2 separate regions of the Homo sapiens genome follow, and region 1 is linked to region 2. The links are chromatin loops, found by intact Hi-C in ENCODE. Cell type or tissue: prostate gland. All regions are shown on one strand.

The links. A loop is a pair of places that touch in the nucleus more often than their neighbours do. Peaks named below come from ENCODE experiments on the same cell type or tissue, not always from the same donor. Only the 100,000 strongest peaks of a DNase experiment are listed, where the experiment ranks them.
Region 1: it touches region 2 in a loop (5-fold over the local background); 41 of 110 quality-filtered maps call a loop at or near these places.

What each region holds. Positions count from the first base shown.
Region 1 is chr16:17,479,366-17,487,365 of GRCh38, forward strand. LOC105371106 (a long non-coding RNA gene) reads right to left here and starts at 4,324. Exons shown (of 3, transcript XR_933144.3): 1 at 4,162-4,324; 2 at 1,147-1,253. In prostate gland, no CTCF peak of the experiment used is centred here; no DNase peak of the experiment used is centred here.
Region 2 is chr16:17,575,948-17,583,947 of GRCh38, forward strand. No RefSeq gene overlaps it. Among named protein-coding and RNA genes, the nearest start is that of XYLT1, 110 kb to the left of the region's middle. RefSeq lists an enhancer at 2,914-3,415. In prostate gland, a CTCF peak has its summit at 3,535 (motif pointing left); a DNase peak (open chromatin) is centred at 3,514.

The DNA of each region.
Region 1 (8,000 bases), 97 kb before region 2:
AGTTGGGATTGAGTTCCCTTTGTGCCTTGCCATTCCCATTGTTTTTTTTCTATTCTTAACTTCAGACAGGGTCTCACTCTGTCACCCCAGCTGGAGTGCAGTGGTGCAATCTCGGCTCACTGCAGCCTCGACCTCCCAAGCCCAAGCAATTCTCCTGCCTCAGCCCCCCAAGTAGCTGGGACACAGGCACCTGATACCACATCTAGTTTTTGTATTTTTAGTAGAGATGGGGGTCTCGCCCTGTTGCTCAGTCTGATCTCTAACTTCTGAGCTCAAGCAATCTGCCCACCTCAACTTCCCAAACTGTTAGGATTACAGGCATGAACCATGGTGCCCAGCCATCATTCCCATTCTTTTGGACTGGAATGTAGAAAGGATAGCTGGAGCTCCAGCAGCCATCTTGTGACCATGAGGACAGAGGCCAGTACTACAGGTGGTGAGCCAGAAAGAAAGAAACAGCTTGGGTTCCTGGTGCTCTGCTGTCTCCGGCCCATCCTTAGACTTTTCTTCACACCCAAGAATGAGCCCCATATTAGTTGGAGCCACTCAGGCTGGGTTTCTGTCTCTATAGCTGGTACGATGACGTGTCTGATAGAATGAAACAGTCTAACTGAAAGAAGCTCAGGGATAGAGGTGGGATTTGGGAAGAGCTGGAACCAGGGACCCAAACACAGAAGTCACCCGCTTTATCTCTTGCTCTGCTTCCTTCTGCCTGCTTGATTAATTCTCCCTCCTGGCAGAACAATGCTGTCCACATGGTAAGAAGCATAACTGCCACAGCTCCTGAGTGCCACACTGTACAGCCTCCATAAAGGGACAGGTTCTCCCTCTAAGGCCATGAGCCGCAAGCGGGTCCTCAATGCTGTCTCATTCGCTGCATTTTGCTGGTCTTGTCACTCTCCCAGGCATGAAGCCACCAGCTCTCTCTCCCCTCCTGCCTCTGACTTTCCTCCTTCCCCACTTGCCTGAGGACCTTGCTTCCCAGGTTGACAAGGGAGGGGGAAGGAAGCTTCCCACCAAGCTCCTGCCATTTAATTTCCCCACTTTTCTACATCGGTGTCGCGGACTGTTTTTGTGAATGAACTTTCTAGGCTCCAGGTCGAGACCCACTCCTCCATCTGCCAAAGAGACCCCACCTTGTCTTACCTATCTGCGGACATCACTCCAACACTTCCATTTTCTCCTTCCTTTATCATCAGTTCTTCCTCCCGAGAGCAGCATTTCCTCTAGCATTTGAATTCCCTGGTATTTCTCTGGTTAAAAACAAAAGTTCTGACCAGGCGTGGTGGCTCATGCCTGTAATCACGCACTTTGGGAGGCTGAGGCGGGCGGATCACCTGAGGTCAGGAATTTGACACCAGCCTGATCAACGTGGTGAAACCCTGTCTCTACTAAAAATACAAAATTAGCTGGGCATGGTGGCACATGCCTGTAATCCCAGCTACTTGGGAGGCTGAGGCAGGAGAACTGCTTGAACCTAGGAGGCGGAGGTTGCGGTGAGCTGAGATTCGGCTGAGCTGAGATTGCACCATTGCACTCCAGCCTGGGCAACAAAAGCGAAACTCCATCTCAAAAACCATAAAATAAAAAATGTTCTCTCCTGGCCCCACAGCCCTCTATAGCTTCGATCTCGTGTTTCTCTTTCTTTTGCAGGAAAACTCCTCAAAAGCATTGTCTAGCTCACCGTATCTCCAATTCTTCCCTTTCCATCTTCTCCTAAGCCCTTCTAACACACACACACACACACACACACACACACACACACACACACACGCTACTCTTAAGCTCATCAGTGACCTCATTACCAGATTCAATAGTTACTTAGCCTAATGCAACAAAGGTCACAGTTGTCCCTTCCTTCCTCCTTATTTATTTCTTTGGCTTCCAGGATGCTGCTCTCTGGGTTCGCTCCTATCTCACAGCTGTTCCTTCTCAGCCTCTTTGGTTAATCCCTTCTCTTCCAGCTGTCCTCTCCCCTTCCTTACCCCAATTTTCTGTGCTGGCTTTTCCCAGGCTTTAATTCCATAGCTTTTCTTCTCCACCATCCAGATGCATGGCTATAAAGAAATCCTCTAATTCACATGTTTATATTTCCAGCCTGTACTCCTCCCCAAACTCCAAGTTCATGCACTCAGTTGCTCACCCAGCATCGCCACTTGGATGTCTAATAGACATCTCTGTCAAGAACTGAAAAAGGGGCTGGGGATTTGACCCTACTTGCAAACTAACAAGGTATTCTGCCATAGCTTCATGAATTCCAGCAGAAGACATGAGACTCCTGGATCAGAGACAAAAGATCCTATTACCCACCTCATAGCAGGCAGCATGAGCTTCATGTTTGCATCAGTTCCCTCCCTGCATCCCCCACCAAGTCTCTGGGGTGGTACAGAGGGGGTCAAGGCAGATGCTCTACACATGACTGAGAAACCTGGAGTTTTGAAAAACTCTGTATTTTATAATGAGCTGCAAGCAAATCTGCTCAACCTTTGCCCCAGAGGGAGACATTATCTTTATTAGCCTGAATAGCAAACAAATCTGCCCTCTGCCCAGAAGGGAGACACTATCTCTGCCTACTAAGGCTGTTCACAATACAAATATGAAGTTTATATGCCTTTTGATGTCTTGAAAAGGTCATCCGGAGGCCAGGCATGGTGGCTCATGCCTGTAATGCCAGCACTTTAGGAGGCCAAGGCAGGCCGATCACTTGAGCCCAGGAGTTCAACATCAGCCTAAGCAACATGGAGAAACCCCATCTCTACAATAAATACAAAAATTAGCTGTGGCCAGACATGGTGGCTCACACCTGTAATCCCAGCACTTTGGGAGGCCGAGGTGGATGGATCACCTGAGGCCAAGAGTTCAAGACCAGCCTGGTCAACATGGCAAAACCCCGTCTCTAGAAAAAAATACAAAAAAAGTAGTCAGGCTTGGTGGCGGATGCCTGTAATCCCAGCTACCTGGGAAGCTGAGGCAGGAGAATCACCTGAACCCAGGAGTTGGAGGTTGTAGTGAGCCGAGATTGCCCCACTGCACTCCAGCCTGGGCAACAGAGAGAGACTCCATCTCAAAAAAAAAAAAAAAAAAAAATTAACTGGAAGTGGTGGCTGTGCCCGTAGTCCTAAATACTCAGGAGGCTGAGGTGAGAGGATGGCTTGAGCCCGGAAGGCGGAGGTTACAGTGAGCCAAGATTGCACCACTGCATTCCAGCCAAGGTGACAGAGTCAGACCCTGTCTCCAAAAAAAAAAAAAAAAAAAAAAGTCATCCAGAATAGAAAGCCACAATGTGCAGAAATATAAACAGCCCATGGAGAATTATTTCCTAACAGTATTAAACTTATCATATCCAAAATGGAATTCTTGAACTTCCTTCCCAGCTCATGCCACCAAAAGCTTTTCCATATCAAGAGCTTTCAGTCATCACAGCTCCTGTCTTTTGCTCGTAATACGCACCCAATTCATCAGCAAATCCTGTTGGCTTCATGTTCAAAATATTTCCCAAATCAGATTACATCTCACTGTCCCCATGGCCATCACTTAGGTCCAAGCCACATTGTCTCTCCCTTGATTCCGCAGTCACCTCCTAATTCACAGCCCTGCCTCCAACCTTGCTCTGTTCTCTCCACAGCAGCCAGAGAAAACCTGATTAAACTTAGCTGCAGTGTTGTCATTCATTAGTTAACAGCAACATCAAGGGGATCCTCATTTCTCTTAGAAATAAAGCCAGTGTTCCTATAAGAGCCTGCATGGCCCCCACCATCCAGCCCCCAGCATCTCTCTCACCTGCACAAGCTATTTTCCTGCCCTTTCCTCACACCCTTCCATCACCCTGGTTTCCTTTCAGTTTCTTAAATACGCCAGGCAGGTGCTCACCTGGCGGCATTGCCCTGGTTTTTCATTATGTCTGGAATGCTGTGCACCCAGATATCTGCCTGTCTCCCTCCCTTACCTTGTCTCCCTGCCTTTTTCAAGCTTCTGAAGAAGGTGTCATCTTCTAGTTACAGTAGTTAGCTAGTCAGACATGAACAGGGCAGGAGAGGGCTCCTCCCCCACCACTAGGAATGTCAGGCAACCATGGTCAGGCAGCTGTTAACTGTCTCTCTAAAATAATAATTGGTTGCAGTCAGCACCAGGGAAAGGCAGTTTCCCAATGAACAGAAATACCTGAAACTGGTGATCAGCAGCTTCCCGATAAGATCTCAAGAGTTGGGCAAGTAGGTTCAAGCATGCACACTAAGAGGCAAAATGGCAGAGTTTAACTGGTATATGACCTCCTGGGGACATCTGACTGGTAAGGGAAGAACGCTTTAACTGAGCATGCGTACAACTCCAGGAAGCACACTCAGCATGCTTCTCTCCAGGCCACTGCTCCAGGTAACATCCTGCCCCAAGGGAAGAATCAGGGGAGAAGGGACGCAAGACCCCAGAAGCATGCCAGTGTATGACCCCAAGTCAAAGGTCAAACAGCGCACTTTATCTCTCAAGTCGCCTGCTTGGTCCTCTTCCAAGTATACCATTTTTTGTTTCATTCCTGCTCTAACGCTTTTTTTTTTTTTTTTTTGAGTTGGAGTCTCGCTCTGTTGTCGCCCAGGCTGGAGTGCAGTGGCTTGATCTTGGCTCACTGCAACCTTCCCTTCCTGGGTTCTAAGTGATTCTCCTGCTTCAGCCTCCCAAGTAGCTAGAATTACAGGCATGCACCACCACACTCAGCTAATTTTGTATTTTTAGTAGAGACGGGGTTTCACCATGTTGGCCAGGCTGGTCTCAAACTCCTGACCTCAGGTGATCCACCTGCTTTGGCCTCCCAAAGTGCGGGGATTACAGGCGTGAGACACCACGCCCAGCCATTCCTGCTCTAACACCTTTTTTTTTTTTTTTTTTTTGGAGACTGAGTCTCTCTGTCACCAGGTTGGAGTGCAGTGGCATGATCTCAGCTCACTGCAACCTCTGCCTCCCAGGTTCAAGCGATTCTCCTGTCTCAGCCTCCCGAGTAGCTAAAATTACAGGCACCCGCCACTACGCCCAGCTAATATTTTGTATTTTTAGTAGAGATGGCGTTTCACCATGTTGGCCAGGCTGGTCTCAAACTCCTGACCTCATGATTTGCCCGCCTCAGCCTCCCAAAGTGCTATGATTACAGGCATGAGCCACCGTACCCGGCCTCTAACACTTTTTAATAAACTTTCACTGCTGCTCTGAAACTTGCCTCAGTCTCTCCTTCTGCCTTATGCCCCTCAGTTGAATCCTTTCTTCCGTGGAGGCAAGAATTGAGGTTGCTGCAGACCCGTATGAATTCATCGCCAGTAACATTCTCATTTAAGCCTTTCCCAACTATCGCAGTGGAATCACAGTGCCTCAGCCAGCACCCCCAATTGCCTTGACTTTGTTTTATTGGTCTCCGAGCACTGACCACCTTGTTCACTTATTCTATTTATTGTTGTCTGTCTGTCTGACCCCATTAGATTATAAAGCCCATGAGGGCAAGGTTTTGTCTGCTTTGCTTACTGCTTAGTGCTTGGCACATGGTAAGAGCTTGATTAATGTTTGTTGATGAATTGAAGTTGAAGTCAGAGTCCAAAGACATTGCAGAAAACAGCATTGATTATCCTGCCTCACCTGGGGCGCAATGACTGGAGTTACAGGAAAGGGGTCACATAAGAAGACAGAGAAGGATCCGGTGTGGTGGCTCACGCCTGTAATCCCAGCACAACAGGAGGCTGAGGTGGAAGTATGGCTTGAGCCCAGGGGTTCAAGACCAGCCTGGGCAACATAGAAAGACCCTGTCTCTACAAAAAATTTTTATTTTTTTATTTTTTTAAAAACTTTAAGTCCTGGGATACATGTGCTGAACATGCAGGTTTGTTACATAGGTATACATGTGCCATGGTGGTTTGATGTACCTATCAACGCAGCATCTAGGTTTCAAGCCCCGCATGCATTATGTATTTGTCCTAATGCTCTGCCTCCCCTTTCCCTCCACCCCCCGATAAGCCCGGGTGTGTGATGTTCCCCTCCCTGTGTCCATGTGTTCTCGTTGTTCAACTCCCACTTATGAGTGATAACATGTGGTGCTTGGTTTTCTGTTCCTACATTAGTTTGCTGAGGATGATGGTTTCCAACTTCATTCATGTCCCTGCAAAGAACGTGAACTCATTCTAGCTGGGTGTGGTGGCTGTGCACCTGCAATCCTGCTACTCCAGGAGGCTAAAGTGGGAGGACTGCTTGAGCCTGGGAGGTCGAGGCTGCAGTGAGACATGATCATGCCACTGAACTCCAGCCTGGGCAACAGAGGGTCTCTAAAACAAAAAACAAAAAACAAAACAAAACAAAAAAAGCAAAAAAGAGGAAGAAGAAGAAATGAGAACCTATGTTAACCATGTAATGAAAAAGCCACTGGCAAGAAGGGGAGACACCAACTGTGCTGTTGATGTCGGAGGCAGGGCAACAGTGGGGGAACAAGACCCTGGACCCAAACCACTTGGGTTTGAATCTCCCATGTACTTCTTACTAACTCTGGTGTGTTGGAGAGATTGTTTCATTTTCTCCTTTCTTTTTCATCTGCAAAACTGGGGGAACACGGTACTCTCCTCCTGCGATTGTCAGGGGGCTTAAATATATGAATTAATGTTAAAAAGCACTCGAAGTAGCACTCAGCACATAGTAACATCAAATACAAGATCTGAAAACTGTTAGAAAAACAATGAGAACTTGATAAAAGAAATACATATATATTTGAAGAAATCAATATGCTTCTTTTCCATAGCAGGTAGATAAATAGAAAGAAAAATCAGTAAGGACATAGAGAAATTGCACACTGCAACCTACAAACTCAATTTAATAGATACATAGAGAAACACTTACCTTAACAGAAAGTAAATATTATCTTCTAATATCCACGGAATCTGTCATATACCTAAACATAAAGTAAACCTCAACAAATAAAATAAAAAAGATTTTTCTCAAGCCAGATTCTCCCTAATCATAATCCAATATTATAAATATTTTATTTTATTTGTTTTAATAACTTAAAAAGTGAGAAACACCACCCTAGATAATGGAATTTAATCTTTTTTAGAAGAGCAATAAATAAGAGAATATCACAAAATCAACAGAATACAACAAAAGCTATAGTCAGAGGAAAATTAATAGACTGCAAAACCTTCATTATAAAGAATGACTAATAAGACAATGAAGAAATGTATGAGCCCAGAGGTTACAATAAGAAAATAAAAGAAATTCTCCATAAAAAATAATAATGACAGAAACTGAATGTAATGAAATGGAAAGCACAAACAACAGCAGAAAGTAAAAAATCAACTCAAAAACTCATTTTTTGAAACACCAGATTAAACCCCTGGCAAGTCTGATTTAGAAAAAAAATAAATAAATAAAAATAAAAGTATAGCTATGTAAAAAAGAAAACTTAGCCAAAATCACAGAAGTAAAGGAAAATTGAAGAGAATATCACGTGCAATTCTATGCCAATACATTTGATAACCTGGATTAAGTGGCTAATTTCTTGGGAAAAAAATAAACATTAAAAATGGCCCAAGACAAGGCAGAAAACTTGGAGAAACCGATGACCAGAAAGAGATGGAAAATTTACCAGATCAGAGAGGTTCAAAGCTGAGTTGTATATAACCTTATGTGTAATAAAAAGGATTGCTCCAATGTTACTTATTCCAAGTTGTACACAGTTGTTCTCAGACTTGACTGCATGGTGGAGTCACCCAGTGAGATTTTTAAAACTAATGATGTCCAAATCCCACCCCAAGAAATATCTATTCAACTGGTGTGGGCTGTGCCAGCTATCAGCATCTTGAAACAGTTCTCCAGGTGATACAAATGTGCAAGCCAAATGTTAAATCAAGTGTAGCCTAAAGCTGTCTTCTTATGTATTCAAGTTTGGCCTAAAGGTTTTTCTGTATCTGCTGAACTATAGCAAGTGGAGGTGTAAACAGACCATAGCCTCCGCTTGTGACAATCACTGAGTTTTGGCCAAT
Region 2 (8,000 bases):
AAGAATGACTGAGTTTTCTTTGATGGCATTTGTTCAACATCACGCAAAGCATAATCCTGGAGTCCAGTAGAAGAAGTAGTATCTAGCCTGTCATTTAACCCACAATGCATAATTGGTATATCCACCATATAAACACATTAACACATACCCAAATATAACACACAGATATGCAAAAGCAAACACATACAATGTAAGAAATAAACATGTAAACACACACACAACTGTAGACACATATGAGTCAAACACCTGTAAACAAAATTTCTTGATCTAAATTCAGTGAAGCTTTCCATGTTGTTTAGACTGTCCTGGAAGATAACACTGAAAGGCACCAACAGCTTCTGCTTAAGGGATGAGATGTGGATTCTTTACCCTAATAGGTAGTTCTTTTCCTTTTTCTTTCCTTAGAATTGGCTGTTTTGACCAATCAAACTCTTGGCTTGGTTTTGTGTTGAAATGATCATAGCTCAACCTTAGACCAGGCTGTTCTGATATGCCCTTACTTTATCAAATTGTTAGCTAAGGATTATTATAGAGATTCTTTTAAGGAGAAGTGTTTGCATTGGGCATGTGCTGCGGGTATGCTGGGAAATAAGTATATTCTGGGCTCTGCTTTGAGAAGCAAAAGGTGATCATAGGTGGGGAAAAATCAAAGGAGGAACATTCTATAATCCTTTTTATTTTTTTGATCCTTGAACTCCTTGAAACTGGGATAAATGTTCTAAGGGCAGTTCCCCTGATAGTACAAAATTACCATAACTGATCTCACAAAGGAAGATAAATAAGAAAACACATTTGTTTCAAGGGAGCCAGGGAGAAGGTATCTTTTTACCTTCTTTCTCTCTCTAGCCTGTTGTATTCTCCCCCTGTTCTAGCTGTTTCTTGCTGGAAACAATCTCAAAAAGGCTTTCTCTATCCAGTATGGAATGATTTATCTTAGTCTTGGAATTCTGGGATAAAATGTGCATATATGCATACATGTGTACACACACACATACGCACATACACACATGGGACCTAAAGTTTCAGGAAAGGTTTTTATTTTATTTTTTAAATGAAAAGCAATGTGACACTACTTTCAAACTGGTTTATAAGAGGCACATCAATCCAGTTGTGAACTGAGAACTTTTTAAGGGAAGGAGAAATTGTTCCCGTTAAGCCCTAAAACAGTATTCTTTCCCATTGATCATCTAAACCAATTTGCTTTATATTGAATAGCTGTATTAGGAAAAAAAAGTCAGCTGTTGATACCCTCCAATGTCAGCTAGATGGATTTTTTTCCCTCAACATAAGGTGCAGTTGTAGTTTTCCTCAATCTCATAATTAAAAAAAGGTGATAAGCTATTTGTTCTGAATCAATTCACTTAGATTTTAAGGAGCATAATGGAACGTCTGTTGTTCCTGAAATAAACAGCACAATCTCGAGTACTCAGACAGCTTGCCTAAGGTGGTAGGAATACTATGTTTTTGTCCTACCAAGGTTCTTTACCCGGGGCTCCCTGACCCAGAAGACCTGTGCATAAAATTCAGGGCTGTGTGACTTGGATGGGGAAAATGTGCATATCAGTTTTAACTAATTTCCACCTCAAATGCAGCGTTTCAGTTAATTATGAATATAAGCAAAATTGACAGCAATATTAATGACTTTGCACCTATGGTAACCACAGATAGTTTATGTTAGATTACAGACTTCTTTTGTAAAATCGGATATAGTCTATTTCACATGCATTTAGAAACATCATTTTAAGAAGGGGGTCCTTGGGCTTCCTCAGACTGCAAAAGTCACCATGACCCTGTAAGTGTTAAGACCCCTTCTCCAGGAGACCTGGGTCATTAGTAAAGGTCATGATCCAGCACAGGCTGTGAAGGTGCATGGCATCCCATCACCAGGAAACTCTTTTTTTGTCGGGGGCCTTGAACCTTCTCACTCATCCAGCAAAATGCTCACTCTAATGCCCCAGGGTGGAATCTGTCATTACTGTATGTATTTAAGCTTCTTCAGATTAGCGGCAGAGGTGAAGGAGAAAGAGGAAAAAGAGATCACATACCACTCCTCCATCTCTTCACATATTTTAATTTAAATATGGAATCATACTCTATGTCAGTATTTTGTAAACTTTTCTTTTCTGTTTTTGAAACAGGGTCTTGCTCTGTTGCCCAAGCTGGAGTGCAGTGGTGCAATCATAGCTCACAGCAACCTCTCTCTCCCAGGTTCAAGGGGTCCTCTTACCTCAGCCTCCCAAGTAGCTGGGACAACAGACGTGTGCCATCACATCCAGCTAATATTTGTATGATTATGATTATGATTTCTTTATAGAGATGGGGACTCATCAGGCTGGTCTCAAACTCCTGGGCTCAAGTGATCCTCCCACCTAGGCCTCCCAAAGTGTTGGGATTAGAGGAGTGAGCCACCACGCCCAGCCTGAAATCTTTTTCTTCCTAATTTTTTAATTTTTTGAGACAGAGTCTCCCTCTGTTGCCCAGGCTGGAGTGCAGTGGTGTGATCTTGACTCACTGCAACCTCCACCTCCTGGGTTCAAGCCATTCTCCTGCCTCAGCCTCCCGAATAGCTGGGATTACAGTTACGCACCACTATGCCTGGCTAATTTTTATATTTTTACTAGAGACAGGGTTTCACCATGTTGGCCAGGATGGTCTCAAACTCCTGACTTCAAGTGATCTGCCCACCTCAGCCTCCCAAAGTGTTGGGATTATAGGTGTGAGCCACTGTGCCCAGCCTGTAATCTTTTTCTTCTTAATATTTTGATAGCACACCTTGATGGAGCTCTTTCTGTGTCCCAAGCAACATTCTAAGCGCTTGGCCTGTGTTATCTCATTTCCTTCTCACAACCACTCTTGGCAGGGGGTACTCTTCTGACCTCTCATAAATGTTGGCTAAATGAATAATAGCTGTCTCTTATTGAAGACTTACCATGTGCCAGGAGCTATTCTCAGAGTTCTGTACATGGTCTCATCTATTCTTCCCCAAAGCCCACAGCTAGGTTTTATTATTTTTACATTTTATAGATAAGGGAACTGAGGCACAGAGAGATTAAGCACCTTGCCCAAGATCACACAGCTGGTAGGTCACCAGTAGAAACCTCTGGATATCAGTGGAGACAGTCTGACTGCAGAGAGGTGTTGTTAACCAGCAGGCAGTCCCACCCTCTATGATGAACTTTTGTCATGGTGATTGTTTGAGCATGCTTTAGTTTGTAAGGTTGCCACATCATTCCTGGAATAGGAGATAGCTTTTTCTTTCGCATAGATGGATACTGAAATCACTCTATATCAGTATTTTGAAAAATTTTGGTGACTCTACCCTCACCATAGCATCATTTCTTGAGAAAAAGAAGAGAAATAAACGAAGCAGCAGCACGAGCAGTTTCTCTTCCTACTGGTCTGTAATCTGGCCACGACTTTAGGCTGTGGCTGAAATTCCTGACCTTAAATTCCAGCAGCCTCTGATTGAGGGCACCCACTCAGTCAAGCTCCCTTCTTGGAAACAGTCAAACGCCATCTAGTGACTGAATGCAGAATCGCATACTCCTTTCAGCCAGGAAGGGAGACCATGGAGGGGGAGCCAGGCTGGGTCAGGAAGAGGAAACCCTCTCTGGGCTGGTAAAGTTGAAAGCAAGGAAATCACTGAGCCCCGAGGAACTGCACCAGCATCTGGATAAAAACCCTTCAGTCTTCACTGTGAACACATCTGGTTAGTTGATGAAACTGTTTTCACAGTACATCTGGCTGGATAGATACAACCACACAGCCACCACCACAGGCTCGTATTAACTGAGCAGTTTCTTCCCAGCAAAACTAACTGCCTGGAAAAAAAACGCATGAACAAAACATATTTGTAATTTGTCAAATCTAAATAATACCAATAGCTCAGCGATTTGCTCTTTTGATCAAGACTGTTTTATGCTAGGAAGTGTGCTAAGTGTTTTACATACAGTGTCTCGTCTGCTCTTTTTTTCTTAACAGCTCTGAGAGCTAGAGATTAAATTATTCCTGTGATCAAACTGGAGCTCAGGAAAGCTAAGACATTGTCCAGGTTCCCACAGATGGTGTGTGACAGAGCTGGGAGCTGAATGCAGATCTTGCTGACTCCAAAGCTCAGACTCCAAAGCTCTGACTCCAAAGCGCACGCACCACACACACACACACACACACACACACACATTTAAAGATGCAGAATCTCATTATTTAGCTAAGCTACCCTCCGTGCAGCAAATATATCATCACAGTGAAAGTCTAGTGATAGTACTATAAAGACAAATTATATGTAGGCAGGAAAGAGAAGGCTAATATCCATTATTATCGTTACAGTGGATTTTTGGAGGATTTGACTTTTATCAAAAATATTGTTTTAAATCAACAAATACCAGGAAATTGAATCCAACAGCATATTAAAAGGATGATATGTCATAACCAAGTGGGATTTATTCTAGGAATGCAAGGGTGGTTCAACATAAGAAAATCAATCAATCTAATATGTCACATTAATAAAATAAACAAAAAATATATAATCATCTCAATTGATATAAAAAAGGGCATTTGAAGAAATACAACACCCTTTCAGGATAAAAATACTCAGAAAAGATAGAATAGAAGGGAACTTCCTCAACATGATAAAGGACATTTATTTTAAAAAACCCACAGCTGACATTGCACCTAAAGGTGAAAGACTAAAAGCTTTCCCCCTAAGATCAGGAACAAGACAAGAATGCCTCCTTTCACCAATGGTATTCAACACTGCACTGGAAATTCTATCCAGCGTAATTAAACAAGAAAAAGAAATAAAAGGCATCTAAATTGGAAAGTAAGAAGTAGAACTATCTCTGTTCACAGACGGCATGATCCTATATATAGAAAATCCCAAAGAATCTATAAAAAAGCCATTAGAGCTAATGAACAATTCAGCAAAGTTGCAAGTTACAAGATAAACATACAAAACCCAGTTATGTTTCTACACACCTGTAATGAACAATCCAAAAAGGAAATTAAGGGAGCAATCTCATTTACAACAGCATCTAAAAGAATAAAATGCCTGGCAACAAATTTATCCAAGGAAGTAAAGGACTTGTACACTGAAAACTCAAAACATTGCAGAAATAAATTAAAGAAGACTTAAATAAATGGAAGAACATCCAGTGTTCATGGATTGGAAGATGCAATATTGTTAAACTGTCAATACACTGAAAGTAATCTACAGATTGAATGCAATGCCTATTAAAATTGCAATGGCCTCTTTTTTTCTGTGGAAATGGAAAAGCTAGTCCTCAAATCCACATGGGATTACAAGAGACCCTGAGTAACTAAAACAATCTTAAAAAAAGACGAAAAAAGTTGAAGAACTCACACTTTCCTGTTTCAAAACTTACTACAAATCTGTAGTAATCAAAACAGCATGATACTGACATAAGGATAAACATATAGAAAAGTGGAATAAAAATGAGAGTCCAGATATATACATATATTTCTATTATTTATATATATCTCATATATATGTATCTCCTATATATATATCTCCTATATATATATCTCCTATATATATCTCCTATATATATATCTCCTATATATCTCTCCTATATATATCTCCTATATATATATCTCTCCTATATATATCTCCTATATATATATCTCCTATATATATATCTCCTATATATATCTCCTATATATATATCTCCTATATATATCTCCTATATATATATCTCCTATATATATATCTCCTATATGTATATCTCCTATATATATGTCTCCTATATATATATATATATATATCTCCAATTGATTTTTGGCAAGTGTGCTAAGTTTGTTCAGTCATTCAGTGGAGGAAAAAATAGTCTCAGTTGGTGAGGGAACAACTGAATTTCCACATGCACAAAAATGAATTTGGATCCCTACCTCACACCATATGAAGAATGAACTCAAAATAGATCAGTGACCTAGATTCAAAAGCTAAAATCATAAAACTCTTGGAAGAAAACAGAGGTAAATCTTTATGATTTTGGATTTGGCAATGGATTCTTAGACATGATACCAAAAGCACTAGCAAAAAAAAAGGAAAAATAAAGATAAATGTGTATATGTGTGCATGCATGTGTTTGTGGGTGTGTTTGCTTAGTCCAGAATTAGGGTAGTAGTAACAATGAGGACAATAACTTCTTAGAGCACCTTCATTCAGGAGTTGAATCACAGTTCAGTTATCAGACAATGCCAGGAAGAGCTATACATTTCTTTTGGTATATTGACATCTTAATATTATTAAGTCTTCCAGCCCATGAATACAGGATGTTTTTCCATTTATTTAGGATACTGAAACAGGAAAGAAGAACAGAGCTATTCGTGATCATACAGCTAACAAATGGAAAAATGACAATTGGAAATCAGGTTTTTAAACTCAAAGTTCATTTCTCTCTCCCAAGGAGTGCTAGGACAATTACTCATTTGTAATTTGTGACAATTCAGGCAAGGGCTGATCTCTAGTTTCCCCTGCTCTTGGGAAAATTTTCTCAAAGATGCTGTGAACACAGTGGGGAAAAGGTTGCAAAGAGAATGCTTAAACTGCTTATAACCAAATTGCTTTTAAGCAGCACTTTAGTAGAATCCATTTATATAATAAGAATGAATATGCTAACTGTGAGCCATTTTTGTGTATCCTTGAGGGATCTCTACAGGACAAGCCTCATTTGAATTATTCTCTTCCTTTAGTAAACATCCAGTACCTGGGATTTACTGATTTTTGGCACTGAGTCTGAATTGCTGAGATTTATTTTTTTTGTAAAGATGAAATTATTAAAGTAGAATGAGGATGGAACTATCATTTACTGAACACCTAGTAGGTGTTAGGATGCATCCTTACCATCCTTGAGTCCTCTAAGCTCCAGGAAAAGAAGCCTTTGTACCAGGCAAAGAAGCCTTTGTTCTCAGCTCATACCTAACATAAAGGAGGATTCACCTCTTCAGAAGATTACCCTCCACTGAAGACACACAAATTCCCCAATGTAATAATAAGAAATGGATATTGTACTGCAATCTTATGGTACTGAAGGGAGGTTTTACATCACACACCACGCAACATAAACATCTCCTTTAAAACTTCTTGTTTTTAATCCTCAAATCTTTTCTTTTTGCCAGTGGCTTCATTATTCACTCTCCTCTTACCCAAAAGAGCATCACAAAGAAATGTTTCCTATTGGCCTGAGCAATTCAATGGTGGTGCCCCTAGATTGTAAACAACCCTCAGGAGAGGAAAAAGTCCGGTTGTTAATTAAACAGATGATCAAAATTGTTTTTGTAGGGTGTGTATGCATGTGCATGTGCCTGTATGTGTGTGCTGGGTGGTTCTCATTTCATCTGGGTTCACTTTTGTTACCTTCTTTGCTCTTTAAAACAACCCCAAGAGATCATTTAGTCCCATTTTGTAGAAGAAAAGATTGCTGCACAGAATGATTTGGTACCACGTCTAAGGTTGCACAGTTTGTCAGTAGGGGAAGCCACAGTGCCATACAGACCTGATTCTAGTATTCATGATGCCAGAAACTGGTCCCAGAAATGAAAGGCTGTGGCTTTCTCGATTTTCATAGCAGTGGGTAAATTCTTCTTTCTACCACAATGGACCTTCTTCAACGGGCCCTGAGTAAGTGGTGGCCAACTATGTATTAGGGTATTCAAGAAATGTATAGTCTAAAGCAGGACTTAGCAAACTACAACTAGTGTGCCAGACCCAGCATGCCACAGGTAAATAAAGTTTCACTGGCTCACATTAGGCCCATAACTTTAGATAGTGTCTCTGGCTGCTCTTGCACTATAAGGGCAGTGTTGAGTAGCTGCAACAGTGATCCAATGGCCTCAAAGCCTACAGTGTTTTACTATCTAGACCTTAGTGAAAGAAGGATGCCAATCCTTGGTCTAGAGAGTCAACTGACAGATAAGTTGGAAATTGAAAATCAGAGCTTAAGTAGGTGGTAGGGGAGCACAGGAACCATGTAATTGCCAAC